2 separate regions of the Homo sapiens genome follow, and region 2 is linked to region 1. A link is an interaction called in ENCODE POLR2A ChIA-PET data of the cell type or tissue named here. Cell type or tissue: Caco-2. All regions are shown on one strand. Region 1 overlaps PRH1-PRR4 (PRH1-PRR4 readthrough). Region 2 overlaps ETV6 (ETS variant transcription factor 6).

Region 1 (4,000 bases):
CAGGGATAACCAATCAGTTTACAGAATTGAATTTAATAAGAACGTCTCCTCTTAAAAATGTAATGAGAAAGCATGTAAAAATAGCAGGTTAAATAAAAGAACACAATCGCAAGTTTAAGGTAACAGTAATAAATATTTAAAATGAAATAATTGGAAGCAGATTTTGAAGAACAATTACGTTCTCTCTAAGAAAAAAAAGAACATATTGCAAGCAAATAATATAATTTTCAGCAGTAAAGACAAAAGACAAATTTTCAACATTGCAGAAAGTATTTTAAAAAGTTAATTATATGGTAATCGATAGAACAAAAAGTAAACCCTAGAAAAATAACCTGGACATTGCAGGCCTAAAACGAAATTTTAAATGTGTGAATAAAATTAAAATATCCAGAGAATAGACCACGAGATTTCCATGTGCAAAGGATGAAATCCCTTTAGGACAGTGGTTCTCCACACAGGGCAATTTTGCCCCCCTAGGGGACATTTAATAATGCCTGGAGACATTTCAGTTAAAATTGGACGGATGCTGCTGGCATCTATTGTAATGTTAACAGATTAAGCAAATAAAAATATAGGAGGCCTAGTTAAATTTACATTTCAGACAAAAGAAAAAACAACAAGAATAAATTTATAAATAAGTATTACTTGTGATAACCATAATATGAGTTTACATCATAATGTAAGTGTGCTATGGAGGACCAATTACAGACCTGCAGCATTGATAATTGGATACACAGACAATGACAATTATTTGTTGCTTATTTGAAATTCAAATTGAACTGACACACTCTGTATTTTACCTGATAACTGTACGAGGACAAGGATGCTGCTCAATATCTCACAATGCACATGACAGTCCCTCACAACAGAATTATCCAGCATAAAATGTAAATTGTTCTAAAGTTAAAAATCATGCTTTGTGAAGATGTAATAATGAAAAGCACAAATTCCATAATAGCAATTAGGACTGAAAAAATAAAATCAGTTATTGATATAAGATTTCACACACACCAGCTGCCTTCCTTATCTCTGAAATGTCCAGCTTACCATACTTAGGCTCTGATTTCTGCACATACATCCCCAGTTCACACTTGCTTACAAGCAGGCCTTACTTTGAGACAGGAATGATTTGGGCTGCTTTAGTCCTTCACCAATTGCTGATTAATGAGCTGTGATGGCTTCCAGTTAAAATAATTTGTGGGTGAAAAATTCACAAAATATACTTCATTTTTAAAAATTAGAGTATAGAAATTCTCAAAGCTGTGTTCTTGTTTATAGGGTACTGTGAATTCCTAAGCCCCATAATTCTGTAGATAGCTTGTTTATGGCAGTCTTCTATTTACCTCCATAACAATTTTAGATTTTACTTCTTTTTCTTCCTCCTATCATGATATGGGATATTCTGATAATGATTTTAGCAATTTTGCTAAGTGATAATCACAGACTTAATTTGAATCATAAAATGACATACCCCTTATGAAATAAGATTATTCACTTTCAATCCTTTCTAACTGCTCCAGTGCTCTCAAAGGGTAGTGTCATCCCTGATGTCACAGTTCTCCTGTCCCCCTTACCTCTGGACTCATCTCTTAATCTAAAATAAAAACAAATTGTATGCAAAAGAAAGAAACATTTTTTAAAAAAGTTACTTCTGATGGATTTAGTTCTGTCCAGGAAGAAAATAGATGATATATTCAGAATACTCTACAATCTTTGGCAACTGTGTAACCTTGATCTTGGGAATGGATGTTGGGAAAAAAATTCTCCATGAATGTATTGCACTTCTGCATGGTCTAGCTCTTATCTTGTGAGCAAACAGTATGTTTGATGAGCAAACAGAAGGGCCTCAACTAGGATCAGGTGAGCAAGGCATGCAGGGTGCAAAGTTTGAGGAGCCACTTGGTTTTAGGGCCCTGCAACCTATTGAATGCCTTTTTACGTTTTGTGCCCTAGGAGTCTCGTTCACTTTGCCCAAGACCAGGTCATGGCAAAGAGCCTTGGGATTTAGAAATAGGGTATCCCTCTTGGTCAGAAGGCAGATTTGTTTAAAGATAAAGACTCTTCTCTTCTTCTTCTTCTCTCCAGAGATATTTGCTTACATTCCAGTGTAAAGCTTCTTCTTCAGAAGGCAAGATGGACAGGTTACTCACAGTGATCAAAGTTTTTAAGACTGGAGTTTCCTAATTTTGAGATTTCTCTTTTGATAGACACCACTACTTGCACATGTAACATCAGTTTCTCATCTTATCCCTGTGAGGGGACTGAAGCTTGAAGAAATAGTACGATGATATTCCTCTGACTACTGCTAGTACTTCAGTGAATAATAAACCATCTTTTGCCTTCTGCAAGTACAACAAGTGACAAGCTAAGTTGTTAGCTTATAATAATTTTGGCAACGAGGATGGAACACAGCCCAAAGACCTGGCCTTCTGAGGAGAAAGTGAAGGATCCTACAAGCTGATTAATAGGATTTGCTGAAAGTCCATGGGAACTGGTAGCTAACATGTTGACTAAAATGTTTGTAATTGGTAAATAAATATTCTTCTATTATGTTGCTCATTAATGAGGAGGATTGGGAAGTGGTTGAAAATTGAGTACCACTGGTAGAACTGAAACAGACTTCCAAATGACACTTTTAGATTTAGCTGTCTTCTCCAGATAACATTAGGTAGACAGATTAAAGATCTCCCAAAGTTGTTACAGGCCTTTGGTGGAAAGGTGAAAAGATTAAGGATCTCCCAAAGTTGTTACATTCAGATGCTTATTCAGTTAACCACCGAGTAGTGGCAATAATGCTTATTTGAAAGTAAATGTGTCTTGCATACTGGCCTGAAGACACTTTCTCTATATTTCCCTGATAACTTCTTTACCTCTATTCTGATGTCAATTGCTTTAGGGATTCGGGCTGGGCCTGAGATCTTCCTGACCCAAGGGACACCAAAGACCCTACAGAACCATCCCAACATATTGCAAAGCTTCAAGGAGAGTAGGGACTCAAATTAGTATAGCCCTGTTGGATATATGTGCACAAATCACCATTCTACTTGGTTCTGGGGGTTGGGGGAAGGGGTGCTGAGGGATGGAGGACAATAGCATGTGAGGAAATACAAAAGAGACCCTACTGGGAGGTGCACTAGAAAGAAGGGCAAGAAGCCAAGAGGAAAAAAAAAAAGCCAACCCTCCCCTCCCCTCCCATCCCCTCCTCTTTCCTTCCCTTCTTTTCCTCCCACCTCAGCCACCCAAATGACTAGGACAACAGGCACACACCATCATGCCTGGATAATTTTTTAGTGTTTTGTAAAGACAGAGGAGTCTCACTATGTCACCCAGGCTGGTCTAGAACTCCTGGCCTTAAGCAGTCCTCCCACCTCTGCCTCTCCAAGTACTGATATTACAGGCATGAGCCACTGCACCGGGGAGGCCTACAGTCGTTCTTTATAGTTTACCCTCTTTTTTCCTGCATTCTATAAATACTCAAATAGAAGATAGCAGGGCCTTCTGGCTACTGTGACAGCCTCTAACAAGCAGGTTTAGAAAGAAAAAGGAAAAAGAAGTGCCTGAGTTCAACTGATGAGGATTGAACAAACAGTGCACACACACACACACAAACACACACACACACACACCAAAGTTAGGAAGACTTTGTGGATAGGGCCCTTTGGACCCATTCGATGCACTGCTTTTTATTGTCTTTATATCTGTATGTATGGTGTGATATTAAATACTTAAAATATTATCTCATAAGTGCCAGAGAGATTGACCCAGGGAAAACCACCAAAAATGTTAGTGGGACAAACTCCCTGGCCATTTGAGCCAGTTGGTGGAGCATAATTTACCATGAGTGCCTTCACCCTCCAATGTCCGAACCTACCCTTATTGGGCTTTTTGTGTATTGCAAAAAGAGAAAATCCCTCTGTGCAAGATAAAACAGAAAATTACTCAATGTACTCAAAACAACTCACAAAAAATCGACCATTTCTCAAGGAATGAAACAATCAAG
Region 2 (4,000 bases), 880 kb before region 1:
CTCCAAATCCTAAGGTTATTGGAAGATAAGTAGAGGAAGGGAAGGAGGAAGGGCCTAACAAAACAAGTCTAGCATCCGGTTGACAGTGGCTAGATATGACCCTCTCTGTCAGGAATTCCAGAAGTCACAGAAGGAAGGCTGCAACCGCCATACTTATGTTCAGAACCCCCAGGCTTCAGGATGGGCCTGGATCACATGGGGACAGAAAGTTATCTGGCTTCCTTTAACATGGGCATAGGCAACCCAGCATCTAGTAAGCGTGAGGTAAGTGAAGGAGGGGGAACTTCCTTCCTCTGAATGCCCATCCTGAAACCCGGGCCACGGCCTCAGTCACACAGAGTCTTGGTGGTGCAGGGAAACTGTCAGGCACGTGAGAAGGCACTGTCACCTCCCAATATCCAAAGCAAGGCCTGATGGTCTACTGGGGCTCTCAAGGCCAACGAGGCTTGTTCCTTTTCCCCAGAGCTGTTTCCTTGCATTTTCCTGATTACCAGCACCTGTGTCTGAAGAGCAACGGCTATGAAGAAGATGATATAACTCAAACTTACTTATGAGCAACTTTCTACCTTTTTTTTGATTGAAAGGAAAGGATGGTGAATTCCATCCACCTGTCAGTCATCTTGCCCCGGTGACAGCCTGTTCAGCCTGTGACTCCTCTGTCTGTACCATCCTCCTCTTATCGTATTCTTCTCCCGTGCCACCTGCCCAAGGGCACAGGTAAGAGACACACCCAGGGAGTCACAGCTCTGGGCTTCAGGAGAGCACACACCTGTTCTGAAGACAGCTCTTATTCCAAATAAGAGCTACCTCCCTTCTTACTTCCAAACGAAGTAAATAATCAACCCCTCAATGTCTTCCACCTTCCCGCACTTCCTCACCAGAGGAGTGAAGGGGCATGTTACAGTCTAGATCTGGTCACAGCATTTCAAGAGTATTTTCTTTTTTTGTACCTTAAGCTCAAACGGGGAATATGAAGGAAAAGAATTTTTTAAAAGACCCCACTGGCTGCTATAGGCCAATGAAAGATTAAAGTGAAAGATTAAATTTCTCTGCAGGAAAAATGACACCATTTCTCCCCTTACTATGAACTCGAAATGACACCTACATAGTATTTTGCTACACGTGCCAAAGAATAACTTAGTACTGTGAGTCTTTTATAATCAGGTACCATCAAAATCGTTTTTTTTTTTCTTCTCAGATTTTCTCCTGGATGTTATCTGTGTTTTAAATAGAAGTGAATTTTAAGAAATATTTTGGCCTTGATTGAAAAATAGTTTTGAAAGTCCATATTCTCCAGGGAAGAAAAATGAGATTAACAATGAGAATGAGGAAGACAAGTAAATTCTGGAACTATCTATGCCCAAATAAGTGAAAAATAATAAAACTCTGGACTTCAATAATAGGACATACACTAAAAGCTTATGTGTACAGAGGAAAGCTAATAAAATCAAACACAGAAGCAAGAACAGATGTATGTTCTGTGAAGAGCTATGTAAGTTTTAGATATTTACCTCCTGTAATTACTACTCTACTGGGCACAGTAGGTGCTCAATAAATACTGGTTTTGATAATTATTATCCAAGTTTTTTCTCTCTTATTCTGAGTTCCTTCCTTGCTTATCTTTGTACTAGCACTGAGCCTACGGGTTCTTCAATCAATCCTTGTTAAACAGAACAAGATTTGAATTTTCTTCAGAACAAGCCCAAGCAGTCACAAATGGTATTTCCAAGGAATTTCACAAGGAGAAAGAGGCAGTCAGGTGCTGGCCACCTTCTTTATGTAGCTGGAATGTGGTAGGCAGATTTCTGTCCTAATATGCAAGGTGTGGACAGAGCTGGCCAGTGGGGTTCCAGGCCAAGCTGGCCCCAGGATGAACTAGAACAGGCTCTCTTTCAGAGGCAAGGGCAAGGGTGATGTTTGCTCAGTTTATCACCCAGGTATATTATTTTCCACAACGGAAAGTTGCAGGCTTTTTTGCCATTTCGAGAGTATGCAGACTATGAGGTTAATTTTGTTTCTTTTTGCAGCCCTGGTACGGGTTTGACTTCGGTTCTAAGCATAAGGTCAATTTAACAGCAGTCAAAACAGTAGGGGTGCACTGAGGGGATAAAGAACACAGGCTTTGGAGCAGGCAGACATGAGTTCAAATTCTGGCTCTGCTACCAGCCAGTTCTGTGGCCTTGACCCAATTACTTACCATCTCTAAGCCCTAGTTTCTGTATGTGTAAAGCAAAGATACTATCAGCTACCTGCCAGGCTTGCTGGGAGAATAAAATTAATGAGGAAATTTATTAAAGCACTAGTAACACATAGTACACACCCAGTAAACTGTGACTTTCCACATGGTATCTAAGTTTTCTGGTACCTTGGTTTTCTCCAATCAAAAAGCGTGCTTAGAAGACTGAGGCAAAATTGCTAATAGTTCTTTACTAATACAAACGGAAAGATAGAGGAACAATAATGCAGCAGTCCTAAAACTACATATCAGCACATTAAAAAAAAAAAGAATCAAATTAGCAGAACCAGTCAACACTGGGACTGTACCATGGAAGCCAATTTGGACAAGGAGAACCATAACGGGAATGGCTTAAATGAGCAGCCATTTGGAAATATCCTGAGTGTTCCCTGGAGCAGCTGGGAGGAAGTAAACCAAAGCCCCAAGAGAACCTTCTCTTGAGCAAACTCACGTTCAACCCATGATCCTAGTCATTTTCATGTCAGCATTCAGAGACCCCCTCAAAACAAGTTGCTATAGATGACATATCTGGCAAGCACCCATTTTTCCTGTTTACATCAGATATACTTATTAAAAAAGTGTAGCTTTTTCATGCAATCTTCTTCATCAGACAAGCTCTTATACAATGAATATTTCTTCCCTACTCTTTAGAATAAATCCTATAAACAGCTGCTAAAGGCAAAAACCTCTTAAAACTGATTATACAATGTTAGAGTTGGACAGAGTTTATTAAGGTCATAGAGTTTGATTTCTCCCAGTTTTACAGATGAGCAACTGAGGCTCATCAAGGTTAAACAGTTCATACCAAGTCACAGGCAACTGAGTGACAGCCAGGATTGAACCCTGGCCTCCTGGCCCCAAGTCCAATATTCTTTCTGCTATACCATGCGGCCACCTGAAACTTTCCACTTGTTTATTTTCCCCCACAGAGTCGAGCCATGCTGCACACATAGAAGACTTCTACTAAATATTTGCCAAATTGATCTACAAATTCTACAATTCTGCTGTCTTAGCCTAATACTATATTTCAGTCTCCAGAGATCCCAATAGTGGTTTAATAAGAAGTATGAAGGCTTATAGGAATTCACAAAGTGCCTCTGAAATCATAATCTAATTTCCTCACAACAATGTGAAAAAGGTATGACTGTACCCATTTTAGAGATAAGGAAACTGAGGCTGGGAGGTTCAGTGACTTGTTCAAGGTTACATTGCTGGTTGTATATTGTTAGAGCTGGCCCTTAAATTTAGACAACTGATTTCAAAGCCTGTGCCTTTTTTATTTCATTAACTTAAGCCTAATTAATAATGACTGTTCTCACGCCCCAAATGATACCGCCATCCTTCTTTCTCCTAGCCTGTTCCATTAAAGAAAAAAATTTAGTTCCTAAGGCATCATCATGTCAATTTCAGAAACAAAACAAAGCACCACATGCAGGCTGATGGAACTGAAGAAAATGACATGTTCAGGTACAAGAATATCGTCCACCCAGCACAGAGCCCTATTTCCTTCAACAAAGCAAAGAATTCAGACCCAGCTCCCAAGACCGGAATAGCACTTACATTTACTGCCTTCAAGATTTTAAAGGCCGGCCTGAGGAAATGGCTGCATTCTCCCCTGACTGCCCGCCCCCACCCCATTGCTGAAGACGTCTTCAATCATTGCTTTATGTCAAAAGGGGAAGGAAAGAGGTCATTTCTGTGTCTTGGCAGCATAGGGCTGTCACATAACCTATAAGGCCTCCACGCAGGTCAGGGATGGGCAAA

The links. Peaks named below come from ENCODE experiments on the same cell type or tissue, not always from the same donor. Only the 100,000 strongest peaks of a DNase experiment are listed, where the experiment ranks them.
Region 2: POLR2A ChIA-PET joins it to region 1 with 6 read pairs; 1 of 35 experiments calls an interaction of 5 or more read pairs at or near these places.

Annotation. Positions count from the first base shown.
Region 1 is chr12:10,890,011-10,894,010 of GRCh38, reverse strand. All of the region lies in intron 4 of PRH1-PRR4 (PRH1-PRR4 readthrough), which reads left to right. It also overlaps a transcript of PRH1 not described here. Among named protein-coding and RNA genes, the nearest start is that of PRH1, 7.8 kb to the right of the region's middle. In Caco-2, no CTCF peak of the experiment used is centred here; a DNase peak (open chromatin) is centred at 1,880.
Region 2 is chr12:11,766,633-11,770,632 of GRCh38, reverse strand. All of the region lies in intron 2 of ETV6 (ETS variant transcription factor 6), which reads right to left. Among named protein-coding and RNA genes, the nearest start is that of ETV6, 120 kb to the right of the region's middle. In Caco-2, no CTCF peak of the experiment used is centred here; a DNase peak (open chromatin) is centred at 1,842.